2 separate regions of the Homo sapiens genome follow, and region 2 is linked to region 1. A link is a loop called in an ENCODE intact Hi-C map of the cell type or tissue named here. Cell type or tissue: mammary epithelial cell. All regions are shown on one strand. Links, peaks and the distances in the headings refer to the core of each region. The heading gives the core; the rest is flanking DNA. Region 1 has its middle 110 kb from the start of RDUR. Region 2 has its middle 39 kb from the start of RDUR.

Evidence for each region. Peaks named below come from ENCODE experiments on the same cell type or tissue, not always from the same donor. Only the 100,000 strongest peaks of a DNase experiment are listed, where the experiment ranks them.
Region 2: it touches region 1 in a loop (2.0-fold over the local background); 2 of 110 quality-filtered maps call a loop at or near these places.

Annotation. Positions count from the first base shown.
Region 1 is chr3:102,050,268-102,058,609 of GRCh38, forward strand. No RefSeq gene overlaps it. Among named protein-coding and RNA genes, the nearest start is that of RDUR, 110 kb to the left of the region's middle. In mammary epithelial cell, for the core only: no CTCF peak of the experiment used is centred there; a DNase peak (open chromatin) is centred at 3,314; H3K27ac peaks cover 1,293 bases.
Region 2 is chr3:101,897,702-101,906,043 of GRCh38, forward strand. No RefSeq gene overlaps it. Among named protein-coding and RNA genes, the nearest start is that of RDUR, 39 kb to the right of the region's middle. In mammary epithelial cell, for the core only: no CTCF peak of the experiment used is centred there; DNase peaks (open chromatin) are centred at 4,560 and 5,930; H3K27ac peaks cover 1,461 bases.

The DNA.
Region 1 (8,342 bases), core at 294-8,293:
TCATTTCCCCATTGTTTGTTTTTGTCAGCTTTGCTGAAGATGAGATGGTCATAGGTATGTGGCCTTATTTCTGCACTGTCTATTCTGCTCCATTAACCTGTGTGTTTTTGTACCAGTACCATGCTGTTTTGGTTACTGTTGCCCTGTAGTATAGGTTGAAGTCGGGTAACGTGATGCCTCTAACTTTGTTCTTTTTGCTTAGGATTGCCTGGGCTATTTGGGCTTTTTTTTTGTTCCATATGAATACAAACTAATATGGTTTGGCCCTGTGTCCCCACCCAAATCTCATCTTGAATTATATTCCCATAATTCCCATGTGTTGTGGGAAGGACCTGGTGGGAGATAATTGAATCGTGGGGGCGGTTTCTCCCATACTGTTCTCATGGTAGTGAATAAGCCTCACGAGATCTGATGGTTTTATAAGGTGAAACCCCTTTCACTTGGCTCTCATTCTCTCTCTTGCTGCTGCCATGTAAGAAGTGCCTTTCCCCTTTCACCATGATTGTGAGGCCTCCCTAGCCACATGGAACTGTAAGTCCATTAAGCCTCTTTCTTTTGTAAATTGCCCAGTCTCAGGTACGTCTTTATCAGCAGCATGAAAACAGACTAATGCAGTAAATGAGTACCAGTGGAGTGGGGCGCAGCTGAAAAGATACCCGAAAATGTGGAAGTGACTTTGGAACTGAGTAACAGGCAGAGATTTGAAAAATTTGAAGGGCTCAGAAGAAGACAGAAAAATGTGGGAAAATTTGGAACTTCTTAGAGACTTGTTGTATGTCTTTGACCAAAATGCTGATAATAATATAGACAATGAAATCCACGCTGAGGTGGTCTCAGATGGAGATGAGGAACTTGTTGGGAACTGGAGAAAAGCTGACTCTTACTATGTTTTAGCAAAGAGACTGGTGATATTTTGCCCCTGCCCTAGAGACTTGTGGAACTTTGAACTTGAGAGAGATGATTTAGGGTATCTGGTGGAAGACATTTTTAAGCAGCAAAGCACTTAAGAGGTGACTTGGGTGTTGTTAAAGGCATCCAGTTTTAAAAGGGAAACAGAGCATACAAGTTTGGAAAATTTGCAGCCTGACAATGAGATAGAAAAGAAAATCCTATTTTCTGAGGAGAAATTCAAGCTGGATGCAGAAATTTGCATAAGTAATGAGGAGCCAAATGTTAATCCCCAAGACAATGGGGAAAATGTCTCTAGGGAATGTCAGAAGTCTTCATGGCAGCCCCTCCCATCACAGGTCCAGAGGCCTAGGAGGAAAAAGTTGTTTTGTGGGCTGGGCCCAGGGTCTGCGTGCTGTGTACTCCCTAGGGACTTGGTACCGTGCATCCCAGCTGCTCCAGCAGTGGCTGAAAGGGGCCAACATAGAGCTCAGGCCGTGGCTTCAGAGGGTGCAAGCCTCAAGCCTTGGCAGCTTCTACGTGGTGTTGAGCCTGCCAGTGCACAGCAGCCAAAAATTGGGGTTTGGGAACCTCTGCCTAGATTTCAGAGGATGTATGGAAATGCCTGAATGTCCAGGAAGAAGTTTGCTGCAGGGGTAGTGCTTTCATGGAGAACCTTTGCTAGGGCAGCGTGGAAGGGAAATGTGAGGTTGAAACCCCCACACAGAGTCTGGGGCATGGCCTAGTGGAGCTGTGAGAACAGGGCCACCTTCCTCCAGACCCCAGAATGGTAGATCCACTGACAGCTTGCACCGTGTACCTGGAAAAGCCACAGACACTCAACACCAGCCCATTAAAGCAGCTGGCAGGGAGGCTATACCCTGCAGAGCCGCAGGGGCGGAGCTGCCAAAGACCATGGGAACCCACCTCTTGTATCAGCATGACCCAGATGTGAGACATGGATTAAAAGGAGATCATTTTGGAGCTTTAAGATTTGACTGCCCAGCTGGATTTTGGACTTGCATGGGTCCTGTAGCCCCTTCATTTTGGCCACTTTCTCCCATTTGGAATGGCTGTATTTACCCAATGCCTGTACCCCCATTGTATCTAGGAAATATTTAACTTGATTTTGATTATATAGGCTTCTATGCAGAAGGGACTTGCCTTGTCTCAGATGAGACTTTGGACTGTGGACTTTTAAGTTAATGCTGAAATAAGTTAAGACTTTGGGGGACTGTTGAGAAGTCATGATTGGTTTTGAAATGTGAGGACATGAGATTTGGGAGGGGCCAGGGGCAGAATGATATGGTTTGGCTGTGTCCCCACCCAAATATCATCTTGAATTCCCACATGTTGTGGGAGGGACCTGTTAGGAGGTAATTGAATCATTGGGGCAGGTCTTTCTCATGCTGTTCTCATGATAGTGAATAAGTCTTATGAGATCTGATGGTTTCGACAAGGGGAGTTTCCCTGGGTAAACTCTCTTTGAGTGCCGCTATCCATGTAAAGATGTGACTTGCTCCGCCTTGCCTTCCACCATGATTGTGAGGCCTCCCCAGACATGTGGAACTGTAAGTCCATTAAACCTCATTTTCTTCCCAATCTCAGGTATGTCTTTATCAGCAGTGTGAAAACAGACTAATACACAAACCCACAGCCAACATCATACTGAATGGGCAAAAGCTGGAAGTATTCCCCTTGAAAACCATGACAAGACAAGTATGCTGTCTTTCATCACTCCTATTCAACACAGTACTGGAAGTCCTGGCCAGAGCAATCAGGCAAGAGAAGGAAATAAAGGACATCTAAATAGGAAGAGAGGAATTCAAACTATCCCTGTTTGCAGGTGATATGATTCTTTATCTAGAAAACCCCATAGTCTTGGCCCAAAAGCTCCTTCAGTTGATAAACAATTTCAGCCAAATTTCAGGATATAAAATCAATGTACAAAAACACTAACATTTTATACACCGACAACAGCCAAGCCAAAGGCCAAATGAGGAATGCAATCCCATTCACAACTGTCACAAAAGATAAAACAAAATAAAGTAAAATAAAATAAAATAAAATAAAACACCTAGGAACACAGCTAACAAGGGAGGTGAAAGATCTCTACAATGAGAATTACAAAATAACTGCTCAGAGAAATCAGAGATGACACAAACAAATGAAAAAACATCCCATGCTCATGGGTAGAAAGAATTAATGTAATTAAAATGGCCACACTGCCCAAAGCAATTTACAGATTCAATGCTGTTTCTATCAAACCACCAATTACATTCTTCACAGATCTAGACATGGATTTATGAAAGTCTACTTTGAGCCTTAGTATATGTTTGAGCCTTAAAACTTATGCAACTAAAATTCTTTGTTCTCTGGCTGTGTAATGTTTTGGCGCTGACCCTGAGGCATGAATGTTATCTGACTCATCGGTAAAGGCCAGAAGACAAAGAATAGGTGGGAAGTACCTAGTTAATATATGCGAATTTCATTCTACTACATGTGTACTCTCATTTGGCATCATTCAAACCCCAAACTGCCTCCTATGCAAAGGGAGAAGTTGTATTTGTCCTTGTGTAAGTGCTTTTTGAACTGGCTTCCAGAAGGAGCATAGAGGATGCTGTTAGGCCAGGATTTCTCTCCTTCTCACTCATCTTACTCATGCCAGATTCATATATTCATCATGCGCATATTTAGTCAAAACAGCTCAGCCTTTTATGTTTTTTAAATATATTGTGGAGCTGTATATAATCTAATTTAAATAAAGAATATTGCTAAGAAAAATACTTTGAAAATTTGTTGTATCTAAATAGGATTACACAAATGATTTTTCAAACACCCAGATCCATTTGGGAATTGGTTTCACTTGTATGCTATCACTACTTAACTGCAATCAGCTCCTACTTTTAGCTATGAGTAAACAATTCATCCAGAATTTTCTAACTTTTGATGAAATCCTTCAAGTACAGTAAGTCCTCACTTGACCTTGTTGATAGGTTCTTGAAAATTGTGACTTTAAATGAAACAACACATCATGAAACAAATTTTATCAGAGGCTAATTGATTTAAACAAGAGTTAAGTTCCTATGGTATGTTTCTGGTAACAAAAACATTACCAAACTTCTGACCCAAAACACTTCTAATATCAAACATTGAAATAAGTGTGAGCTATATACATATATTTAAGAAAGATTAATAAGAACGAGTCAGATAATTATTTACCCAGTTTTTGGTGAATCAGTGAGTGATGGCAGTCTTCGTGGTGGTGGGTTAAATCAAAGAATAAGTGTCTGCAAAGTAAAAATGGTAGAGAGCACCTCCTCCCACCACGCAGTTCAAACACAATTACAAATATTCATACCACATCATTTATTGTCATGCATTTGGATGATTATCATAGATTTTATGAATTTTAAAAATTGTTTTATTTCATTACAAATTTGTATTTGGCAATAACTTGTGTTCATTTATTTATTTTGCAACCCACTTATTCCAGTTCAGAGTCGTAGGTGGCCTGGGAGACTATCATGGGGCAGCTCAGGAGGCAAGGTGGGAACCAGCCCTGGACCGCACGCCATCCCATCACGGGGCACACTCATACCCACACCCACACTCACTCAGTCTAGGACAATTTAGATATACCGATAAACCTAACATCTTTGGGATGTAGGAGGAAGCCGGAGAACCTGGAGAAAACCCAAGCAGGCCTGGCGAGAACATGCAAACTCCACACAGACAGTGATCCCTGCCAGGAATTGATTTTGCTTTTTCTCATAAATATTATAACAAAAGTGTGTTGAATAAAAACATGATTCGAGAACCTGGTATCGTACTCATTTACGATACCAGTATGTTCCAGCTCTGGGGAGTATAATATCAAAAGGCCTGGCAGAAAACTTCCTCTCTTCCTTATAATGCTTGCTCTCCCCATAACATTAAAAATCTTTGGTTGTTTGTAGGGCCCAGGGTAAAAAAGCTTTATTTATTATTTTCACTGTTACCTCTTTCCTTTTCGGAGACACAGAGAGAATGAAAATAAAAAGGCTTTTCCATGCTTACATGAACATTTCCATTTCTGTTGACTAAGAATAAACAGGGACTATTTGGTTGTTTTGGCTAATTGCAATGTAACTACTTACACACTCCTCTTTTGTCATCTGTAATCTTGCACTAACCTTGAAACTACTCTTCCTTCCTTTATTGCTCTCCAATCTTGTCTACTTCTAACATGTTATTACTGAATGTTCTTTTCTAAAATATACATGTGATCATATCACTCTTAAAAAACTTTAAAGATTAAAAAATATATTTTATAGGACTAATTCAAACTCTTTGCTTTAGATCATGAGATCTTTCATGATTTACAGCTAAGACTGGTAATGAACTATTACTATGTGTCTCTTTATGTGTGAGTCAATATGATAGGACATTTCAATGAACCCCATTTAACCTTCACAAGAATCCTGTGAAGTCAGTAGTTTTATCTCCATTTTTTACAATAAAAAAGCTGAGCTTAGAGAGATTAAATAATTTCCCCCCAAATAATGAATAGCATATTCTTATCTGCCACTGATCTCTCCTAAGCAGCCACATGCACCTAAAGCACTGAAGTCTTCATCGATGTCGGGATTGAACTGTATTTTCCTCATGCCTCTCTAACTTTCCTTATGCTGGATCTGCTGCCTGGAGTGAGAAGAAATCTTGTTCACTGGTCAATCTTAAAGAAAGCTTCAAGGTCCAGAAACCTGCCCTTTACTCTTGTTTAACCATTTTGTCTCCTGGAGAGATGGTTAGACGCACCCACCCTTGTGAGCCAGTAACCCTGGGTGGATATGTCAAATCACTAGAGGGTGAATCCCAGGTATGAAAAGTGTCCTGCCCTCACTCATCACCCAGGGACTGCTGATATCACCAAAAAACTTTTCAAGAAATTGAGGAAGAATAGAATATAGAGGAATTTTAAGTTACTGTAGTATTCCCATTATAGACGATCTAATGCCCATTGATTTTTCCTTCCTTTTTTATTAAAAAATCTTTTTGATATATTGAGACCAATGTGCTTACACAAAAGGAGTTAGTGCCCACATATTCAAATGTCCAATAGAGAGATTTCTCTTATATTATAGGTGTATTGTATTTTTTAATTGAAAGTGTTTATTGTGGTAAAATACACATAAAACTTATCTGAATTTTAAGTGTGCAGTTCAGTGGTGTTAAATATATTCACATTGTTGTGCAACTAATTTCCAGAACTTTTTCATCTTGCAAAACTGAATATACCCACTAAACAACAACCCACTATACCCACTAAACAACTCTCCATTCTTTCCTCCCCCTAGGCCCTGCCAACCATCATTCTTCTTTCTAGTTCTATGAGTCTGATGATTCTAGATACATTATACAAACAGAATCATACTTCAACATTCTCAACATGTATTCATGTTGTAGCATTTCCTTCCTTTTCAAGGCTGAATAATATTTGTGTGTGTGTGTGTGTGTGTACCACATTTTGTTTATCCATTCATCCCAATAGACACTTGGGTTGTTTCTTCCTTTTAGCTCTTGTGAACAATGTTGCTATGAACATGAGTGTACCAATATCTTTTCATGTCTATGCTTTCAATTCTTTTGAATATTGTATTCATCTCTTCTCACATTGCTATGAAGAAATACCTGATACTGGATAATTTATAAAGAAAAGGGGTTTAACTGATTCATGGTTCCGTAGGCTGTTCAGGAAGCATGGCAGCATCTGCTTCTGGGAAGACCTCAGGAAACTTACAGTTGTGATAGAAGGCAAAGCTGGAGCAGGCATCTTCAAATGGCCAGAGCAGGAGAAAGGGAGAATGGGGAAGGTGCCACACACTTTTAAACAACCAGATCTCATAAGAACTCTATCATGAGAATAGCACCAAAGGGAGGGTTCTAAACTATTCATGAGAACTCCACCCCCATGATCCTGTCACCTCCCACTAGGCCTCTCCTCCAACGCTGGAGGTTACAATTTGACATGAGATTTGGGAGGGACACAGATCCAAACCATAACAGATATATACCCAGAAGTGGAATGGCTGGATCATATGGTAATTCTATTTTTAATTATTTTTTTGAGATGGAGTTTTGCTCTTGTCACCCAGGCTGGAGTGCAATGGCTCAATCTTGGCTCACTGCAACCTCTGCCTCCCTGGTTCAAGCGAGTCTCCTGTCTCAGCCTCCCAAGTAGCTGGGATTACAGGGGCCCACCACCATGCCCAGTTAATTTTTGTATTTTTAGTTGAGATGGGGTTTCATCATGTTGGCCAAGCTTGTCTTGAACTTGTGACCTCAGGTGATCCACTTGCCTTAGCCTTCCAAAGTGCTGGGATTACAGGGATGAGCCACTGTGCCTGGCCTTATTTTTAATTTTTGAGAAATTATCTTAATGTTTTCCACAGTGGCAGCACCATTTTTACATTAGTACCAACAGTACACAAAGGTTCCATTTCCTCTACATCCTTTCCAACACTTGTTTTATTTATTTATTTATTTATTTATTTTTGATAGTAACCTTCCTAATGAATGTGCTAGAAGTGGTTTTGAGTCAAGAGAAACTCTGCCTAAAATATCAGATAGGTTTTTTTGTGTTTTGGACCTCTCTGCCTCAAGGGTTAAATATAATACAAGAGAGGCATTTATTATCCTTTGCTATTTTAATAAAAACATCAATGTTCATAGAGAAAGCACAGTTGATTAGAAAAAATAAGCTCAGATCTTTGTCCAAGTCAGCAATGCTTACTTGAAACCAGGAGGTTCCACCACAAAACCACAACCTATGAACTACCTTCCTCCTAAAGGCACCTTCCCTTAGGTGCAGTCACAGTATCTAAGAGGAACTAAGAAGGTGTTAGGGTGTTAACCTTAGAGATCTGACTTTATAAAGTATTAGCAATTGTCAAACTCCCCAACTACACTAAGAGTTTCTGGAGGACAGGGGTTGTTCCTGTAAATCTCTCCTGGCATTGTGCAGGGTTCAGAGAAACACATTCAATAAATACATGTTTGGTGCCTGCTATGTACAAGTCACTCATCCTGGGAGTCACTGGGGATATGGCAGTGAACAAAATAAACAAAAATCTCTGTTCTTAAGGACCTTAGAGTATAGTGGTAGAGACCTATTATAAATACAAGGTGTATATGAAATAGCTGATGAATACTATGAAAAAAAGCAGAAAAGAAGAGTAGTAAGTGGCAGGAGAGGGATGGTTGCAATTTCAAAAAGATTTAAGGAAGGCTCACTGAGTTGTGGCATTTGGCCAAAGACCCAAAGGAAGCAAGGGAGTGAGGCACACTGATGGCTTCTAGGGCAAAAGTGTTCTTGGTTGAGAGAACAGCAGTGCCAAAATCCTGAGGTGGGAGTGTGTCTGATGCATTGGAGAACAGAAAGAAGACAAGTGTGTTCAGTATAGAGTGGATGG
Region 2 (8,342 bases), core at 212-8,211, 150 kb before region 1:
TTTATTTCTCTTGAGTAGATACCTAGAAGAAGAATTGCTGGATCTTATGGTTAATTTATGTTTAACTTTTAAACTGTTTTCCAAAGTAGCTGTACCATTTTACATATCCTGCAACGATGTATGAAGGTTCCAGTTTCTCTATGTCTGTACCAACACTTGCTATTGCCTGCCTTTTGGATTATAGCCATTTTAATGGGTGTGCAGTGGTATCTTACCTTGGCTTTAACTTGCATTTCCCAGCTGGGTACAGTAGCTCATGCATGTAATCCTAGCATCTTGGGTGGCTGAGGCAGGCAGATCATTTGAGCTCAGGAGCTTGAGACCAGCCTGGGCAATGTGGTGAAACCCTGTCTCTACAAAAAATACAAAAATTAGCCAGGCAAGGTGGCACACACCTGTGGTTCCAGCTACTCAGGAGGCTGAGGTGGCAGGATCGTTTGACTCCAGTTGAGGCTGGAGTGAGCCGTGATTGTGTCACTGCACTACAGTCTGGGTGACAGAGTAAGACCCTGTCTCAAAAAAAAGAAAAAAAAAAGAATTTGCATTTCCCTAGTAACAAATGATGTTAAGCATCTTTTCTTGTGCTTATTGGTCATTCAGATATCTTCTTTAGTAAAATGTTTATTCAAATGTTTTGCCCACTTTAAAAATTGAGTTTTCTTCTTACTATTAAATTGTAAGAGTTCTTTATATATTCTGGATACAAGTCCCTTACCAGATACATGACTTACAAGTATTTTTCTCCCAGTATGTGATTTACCTTTTTATTTTGTTAATGGTATCTTTTGAAGTGCAAAACTTAAAAAAATTTGATAAATTCCAATGAATGTTGATTCGTTTTGAATTAATTTTTTGTGTATGATGTGAGATAAGGGTTTGGATTCATCTTTGTCTTTCTGTATATCTAATTATTGCAGCACCATGTGTTGAAAAGATGGCTTGTCTTTTGCTGGCTTCACTTTTATTTTATTTTATTTGTGCCTTTAAAGAAAAGGTGAAGTAGGCATAAATAATTTATGAACAAAAATGAAGATGGTCTCTGTGTTGAATTTCTAAATGCTTACATGAGAGAATGAGCATCATCAGACTGACGTGTTAACAATAATTTGAACCACAATTTTATTTTGTTCTCTTCTTCTTCCCCATTCCCTCCCCAACCCTGTAGTTAACATCTGCTTCTCTCCTGTAAGAGGAAGTGAAAGATTTAGGTCAGGCCCCAAACCAAACTATCTTTACTGCACTCTTCCCTTTTAAGAAAAAAAAAACCCACCCTGCTGGGTCCGTTTAGCACTAAATTACCCTACATCAACGGTTCTATTGTGATTTTTGGAAGTTGGCCTTCCCCCGGAAGCAGAACTGCTGTTGCTGGGACTGGGTGTTATGAAATCAATCTAGCTGGTCACTTTGAAGGATGCTGACAGGAGTCAAGAGAGACGATCCTTCAAGTATCACAGGACTTTCCCTTATATTTGCTTTACAGATGAATTTCTTACAAGAAATATCTCAGAGGAATATTACCAGAGCTGGAGATCTTCCACATTCAGATCCTACATGTATCTGTGGTGCTGGGCAGAGGTAACCCCAAGTAAGAATAGGTTCAGTTGACTGATACAAGGCAGCAAGACTGGCATCCTTGGGGAAGTCTGTCTCTGGAAAGATATTATCCATCCTGCTATCTTAAGTCATTATAAAGAACAGGATGATTGCATCTTCCTTTATGGATATGTACTGGGTTCCTCTCTTTTATGGTGCTGACCTAGCAGCTATAACTGGGGTATCTTTCTACTCTGGCTTTGACAAATATCCCTCACAATCAGGGCTGTGGCATAATAATGATAAAAATCATAGCTAATATGCATATAGCATATACCTTATTATATACCAGCAACCCTTTTCCTGTCTTACATATATTAACTCATATAACTGTGTCTTGGCTATACGTATTAAAATGAATTATTGAGAGGAGTAGTGATATAGAAGCAATTGACATATTATTTGGACTGTATGGGGAACTCCATCTCCTAAAAGAGCTTTGAGACCAGAAGGAAAGGCCTGAGACAGTACTTGAGGGGTAAAGGTGAACAGAAGGGTTGTTTTTTAGGGTCTCATATTCTTTCATCTCTAGAACTCATTCAAGACAAAAGTTACAGGGAGAAGACACTGATCTTCATTTCCCAGCTTTGGTTAGACATATTCTTTTAGAATCCTTCTTCAAGGGCCTCCAGAATCCCTGTCATCCCTCATTTCCAGGCATTCACCTTAGTGCCTGCTTTCCCTGCTGTGGCATGGGGCCATTCCCCAGCTATCCAGGTTTGTCCTTGGCAGGTTGGGGTCTCCCTCGATGCTTTCCTGTCCTGTCTTTCAATGTGACAACTGTTTGCTAGAAGGGGGCAGTTTCAGCATTAAGGGTGAGGTCCTGTAACATTTTAACTCACTGCTGGCCCAAACAAAAGATTTCACCAAGTTTAAGATTTTAGTAATATACAAACATTTTGGCTTATTTTAGGCTATTAGCCAGTTTGTTCCATTTTAGTATAAGATTCAGAAGCTAGTTTCTGGGAGAAAACGAAAGGAGAGGGGAGAGGCTGAGGGCATACGGTGTCTGAAACAAGAAGAGCTGAAAAGGAAGGAAAGATTGGAAAGCCTTTGTCTACATCAAAATTTTGCTGAGGTCTTTCCCTGACAGAAAGGCTAATAAGAGATGCAGGTAGGTCCTTCATTCCTGCCCCCAGATCACACCAATGTTATTAACTATGGTCTCCTACAAACCGTGCACTCAACTTTGTTGTCTAACACAGGAGAATGACTCAAATGAGGGGAATGTCCAGACCCATGAAAGTCAGGTTATTGCAAATGGAGGTAGGCAACTAGTTTTAGACAGGTGCTTCCAGAGAAGACATGCTTTAGATGGCAATCTCCTCACTGATACATGAAGGCAGACCCTGCCAAGCTGGGTATATGATCAAGATGGTCTTAAAGTTCCCCTCAGCTTGACTAAATTTTAGACAGGCTTCTTCCCGAGTATAGGCCCTTGAGCTCTCTTTTTCTTAGAGCATGTACTTCATTTTTCCTTTCTTTTTTCCCCCCTTTTTCATAGAACTGTAGTTCAGAAGGAAGAATATTTACTGTAGAAAGCTTGTAATTGTAAATTCTTTGGCCCTCTGAGAGGTCAATCTTCTCCCAACCTCTTGCAAGTTTTATAACCCAGGAATGTCTTTCACAAGGACCTGGGAGCCGCCACTTTGCAATGTAATTATCAAGAAAGACAGCTCCCCTATTTCCCAGTCTCTGTGGGACCATAGGAGCCTAGCTTTAATACATGAACAAGCACCAGCTAGCAAACACAGATGGCCTACTCCCACTGGCCAGCGCTAATGTCCTCTAGTACTTTTCTATTTGCTCACTCCAGTGCTTAAAAATTCTCCCTCTTTTTGTTTTCAAGTTTAACCATTCTCCCCTATTGCAATAGACTTGACTCCTATGGCAATAAGTATTGAATACAGTCTTTCTTGCCTGTTTAGCTCTATGCTGTGCAATTTTTCTTTGATATATAGAAACTTGCACAGTATTTTACCTAAACCGACTCCAAATGAGTTTGAAAAGCCATTAACCCAGAACACAGGATAACTTTGTCATGGTACACTGTTATTTGGACTAATTTTTTGGGGGGATTCTGACATATAAAACATTTTGCATAATATCTCCTTTAATAAGTCCAAAACCAAAACCAGAATGCTTCTCATCTTTCTTTGTCATGAGATATACCAGGTATTCAAAAATACACAATTCTATACACAAACACACACACACACACACACACACATACACTTAGTAGCTATTTTTTTTGTAGGCCTACTTTATGCTAGGCACTGTGTACTTTCTATACATAGTACTTTATAAACATTTCTTCATTTAATTCTTATGGCATCTCTATGATTAGGGCTCATTATTTATTTTACAGATGAGGAAGCTGGGGCTCAGAGAGGTTAAGTAATCACCTTAAATCACAGCTGGTACACGTCAGAAGTGTGATATTAATTCAGTCACTGAGTCTATAAATCATAAAATCGTGCTTTTAATGGTTGTTTTCCAAGGATTCACTGGGCTACCTTGTTAGGATTCTGGCCCAGAGAGAAATCTGTATTTCCAAAGGGATTAAGGATGAGCTTCTGTCAAGTTTTGCTTCTGTCTTACCTCCTGGAGGCATTGTACTATTTCCCTGAGTAAAGATTTTACTATTTCTTGGAGGACTTCTTCCCAAAGTATGTCCCCCATACCCCTTCCCGCCCCTGTTTTCTCTGTATCCATGTATCCCACCCTTGTTTTCTCTGTATGCTTTGTGGCCTGGTCCAGTCTCTTGGAGCAGCCATTCTGATCTTGCTTTCAGGGTTGCTCTGACAAGAACAGCTGGGGATCTCCCCTGGTGCTTCCAGCATTCAGTATGTGCTTCCTCAGTAGACCTTGAAGATGGTAGCAATTTCCTCTCTGACTCATGCATAGGAGGAGATTCCAACATTTTCTCTGTCATTCTCTCAATCATCTGTCCTCTCAGCAGCACTTGGGTGATGACTAGGGCTCAAATAATGCACTATGATATCACCAGCTCACAACTGATGACATCACAAGGCACAATAATAACAAAAGCATCAGGAAGCAGGCAGAGCAAGGGTTTCGATGTATTTCAACATATCTGCAATGCCAGAGAAACCAATCCCTGTTTAAAAACCTAAGTCTTTCTAGCTTCCAAGTTTTTTCTCTGAGATGGAAGGAATCTTTCTAGTATTGACTACCTTCATTAAATACTTGTTATTTCTGAGTCTATGCTTAAAAGTATCCTAGACAGAATCTCAGAACCACTTCACTGCCTAGAAAAACCATCTCTGGGACTGTGAATGGCTCTGTGCTCCAGGCAGGTGACAAGTCACATTTCTGCTATAGAGCCCACCTGTCATATAGGGTGCTGTAAGGTTTTATTTTGTGGACCTGTAGAAAGCACTCTGTGGGTTTATGAACCTGGGCCGCTTGAATTCAGGGGAGCAATGATGAGGGCACTAAAATTCTCTGCTTCCAACTTTTCTCCTTTCTTCTGTTGGAGTGGCTCCCTCTCACTAGGCCTCCAGCACATGCAGCCCTTGCCTTGGATGAATCTAAGAATTTTACTTCTATTTATTACTGATACCAGGGTTTAGATTATTTTCAGTGTTAATGAGGCATTTTATGGAAATCAACATATATTGTCATAGACAAGAGAAGTTAAAATTATTTAAAATAATACTTTTCTCTAGCTATAAGAACTTCGTGGAAAATTTGGAAATTGGAAAATACAGAAATAAAAAAGTTATGCACAATCCCATTAACCCAGAAGCATTCATTGCTAACAGTTTTTTTTAATCTTTCAATCTTTTATTCTGAAGCTCTTTTGTTTTCAAACAAAAAGACATGGCCCCTAAGCCCTAAAACTTACAACTTCAAGGGCAACACAAATGAGAAAAATTAAGACAAAATGAGATTGAAAACCCAATAACATATGAAATATTGGTGATAATAGAACTTCAATCCTTCTGTGAGCATATCTACTCAATTTTTATTTTAAAATGAGAAAATTCTAAAAATCCATATACAGTCAATTTGGAAAACAGATGAGTCTGTCAAGCTCTCAGTGGACAAGCTACAGCTAATTAGTGGCTACAAAACAATTAATGGATAAGCATAATGAATAAGTTTGGGGTTGATTCAGAAAAGAAATATGAGGTGACTTAGTAAACACTGCATTTTTGATATGCTCCCTGGCTTGTAAAAATGCCATTGAGACACATATTGCCTGGAATCAGTCACATCCTGTCTTGTTTACCACTTATTAAGTATCCGTAGGCAAGTTACTTAACCTCTCTAATGTTTTCTCGTCTATAAAGTAGGGAAAACAGGTTGTTGTGACTATTAATTGAGATAATTCCTCTAACATGTTTAATGTAGTCCCTGATGTGTGACAAGTGCTCAAGAAATGCTGAGTATGATTAGAGGTAGTGGAAGGTAGCGGGTAGGACAAGCTCTGGTCAGACTGCCTTGCCACTCTTGTGGCATTTTTTCTACTGGGTTGTAAGACTGGATCATCAACAATGATGTGAATTTGAAAATGAACCAGTTTTGTCTTTGAATTGCTTTAAGGTAAATTATTAATCAAAGAAAGCACTCACAAAATGCTTCTGGGAAGTCCAGATTTTTCTTTTCTTTCTTTCTTTTTTCTTTTTTTTTTTTGAGATGGAATCTGTGTTGCTCAGACTGGAGTACAGTGGTGTGATCTCGGCTCACTGCAGCCTCTGCTTCCCGGGTTCAAGTGATTCTCCTGCCTCAGCCTCTGAAGTAGCTGGGATTGCAGGTGTGCGTGCTACCACACCTGTCTAATTTTTGTATTTTTAGTAGAGATGGGGTTTCACTATGTTGGCCAGGCTGGTCTTGAACTACTGACATCTGGTGATCTGCCCACCTCAGCCTCCCGAAGTGCTGGGATTACAAGTGTGAGCCGCTGTGTCTGGCCAGTCAATTTTTTCTAATGAAGACTTTTTTCATCATTATAGACTCTTAGAGAGTAGCAGTTATTTACTTTTAATGAATCCACATACAGTTTCACCATTAAGATGGTAAAACCAAAAGCCAAAAAAGCAGTTCTTTACTTTGGAAAATGTACTGTTGAATACATTTGGAGCCCATTATAACTTGACCTCTTGTAGTGCTCAGAGCTGCCCACTATGAACCAGTTATTGGTGGAAGGATGGACAGAGAGAAAGAGTCAGAGAGAACCTGAATATATGTTACACTGTGATATTTGTGGAGAAACCAAAACCTTTTTTTTTTTTTTTTTTTTAATTATACTTTAAGTTCTGGGATACGTGTACAGGACATGCAGGTTTGTTACATAGGTATACACGTGCCATGGTGGTTTGCTGCACCCATCAACCTGTCATCTACATCAGGTATTTCTCCTAATGCTATACCTCCCCTAACCCCCCCACCCCCAGACAGGCCCCAGTGTATGATGTTCCACTCCCTGTGTCTGTGTGTTCTCATTGTTCAACTTGCACTTAAGAGTGAGAACATGTGGTTTTTGTGTTAGTTTGCTGAGAATGATGGTTTCCAGCTTCATCCATGTCCCTGCAAAGGACATGAACTCATCCTTTTTTATGGCTGCATATTATTCCATGGTGTATATGTACCACGTTTTCTTTATCTAGTCTATGACTGATGAACATTTGGGTTGGTTCCAAGTCTTTGCTATTGTGAACAGTGCTTCAATAAACATACGTGTGCATGTGTCTTTATAGTAGCATTATTTATAATCCTCCAAAGGATTACCCAAGTACATACCCAGTAATGGGATTGCTGGGTTAAATGGTATTTCTGGTTCTAGATCCTTGAAGAATAGCCACACTTTCTTCCAAAAAAAAATTTTTTTTTTTTGAGACAGAGTCTTGCTCTTTCGCCCAGGCTGGAGTGCAGTGGCATGATCTCGGTTCACTACAAGCTCCGCCTCCTGGGTTCTCGCCATTCTCCTGCCTCAGCCTCCCAAGTAGCTGGGACTACAGGCGTCGGCCACCGTGCCCGGCTAATTTTTTGTATTTTTAGTAGAGACGGGGTTTCACCGTGTTAGCCAGGATGGTCTCGATCTCCTGACCTCGTGATCTGCCCGCCTCGGCCTCCCAAAGTGCTGGAATTACAGGCGTGAGCCACCGTGCCCGGCCAACTTTTTTTTTTTTAAATTATACTTTAAGTTCTGGGGCACATGTGCAGAACGTGCAGTTTTGTTACATAGGTATACACATGCCATGGTGGTTTGCTGCACCCATCAACCCATCATCTACATTAGGTATTTCTCCTAATGCTATCCCTCCCCTAACCACCAACCCCCCTGACAGGCCTTAGTGTGTGATGTTCCCCTCTCTGTGTCCATGTGTTCTTGTTGTTCAACTCCCACTTATGAGTGAGAATGTGCAGTGTTTGGTTTTCTGTTCTTGTGGTAGTTTGCTGAGAATAATGGTTTCCAGCTTCATCCATGTCCCTGCAAAGGACACAAACTCATCATTTTTAACGGCTGTATAGTATTCCATAGTGTATATGTGCCACATTTTCTTTATCCAGTCTATCATTGATGGGCATTTGGGTTGGTTTCAAGGCTTTGCTATTGTGAATAGTGCCACATTAAACATGTGTGCATGTGTCTTCATAGTAAAATGATTTATAATCCTTTGGGTATATACCCAGTAATGGGATTGCTGGGTCAAATGGTATTTCTAGTTATCAATCATTGAGAAATCGCCACACTGTCTTCTACAATGGTTGAACTAATT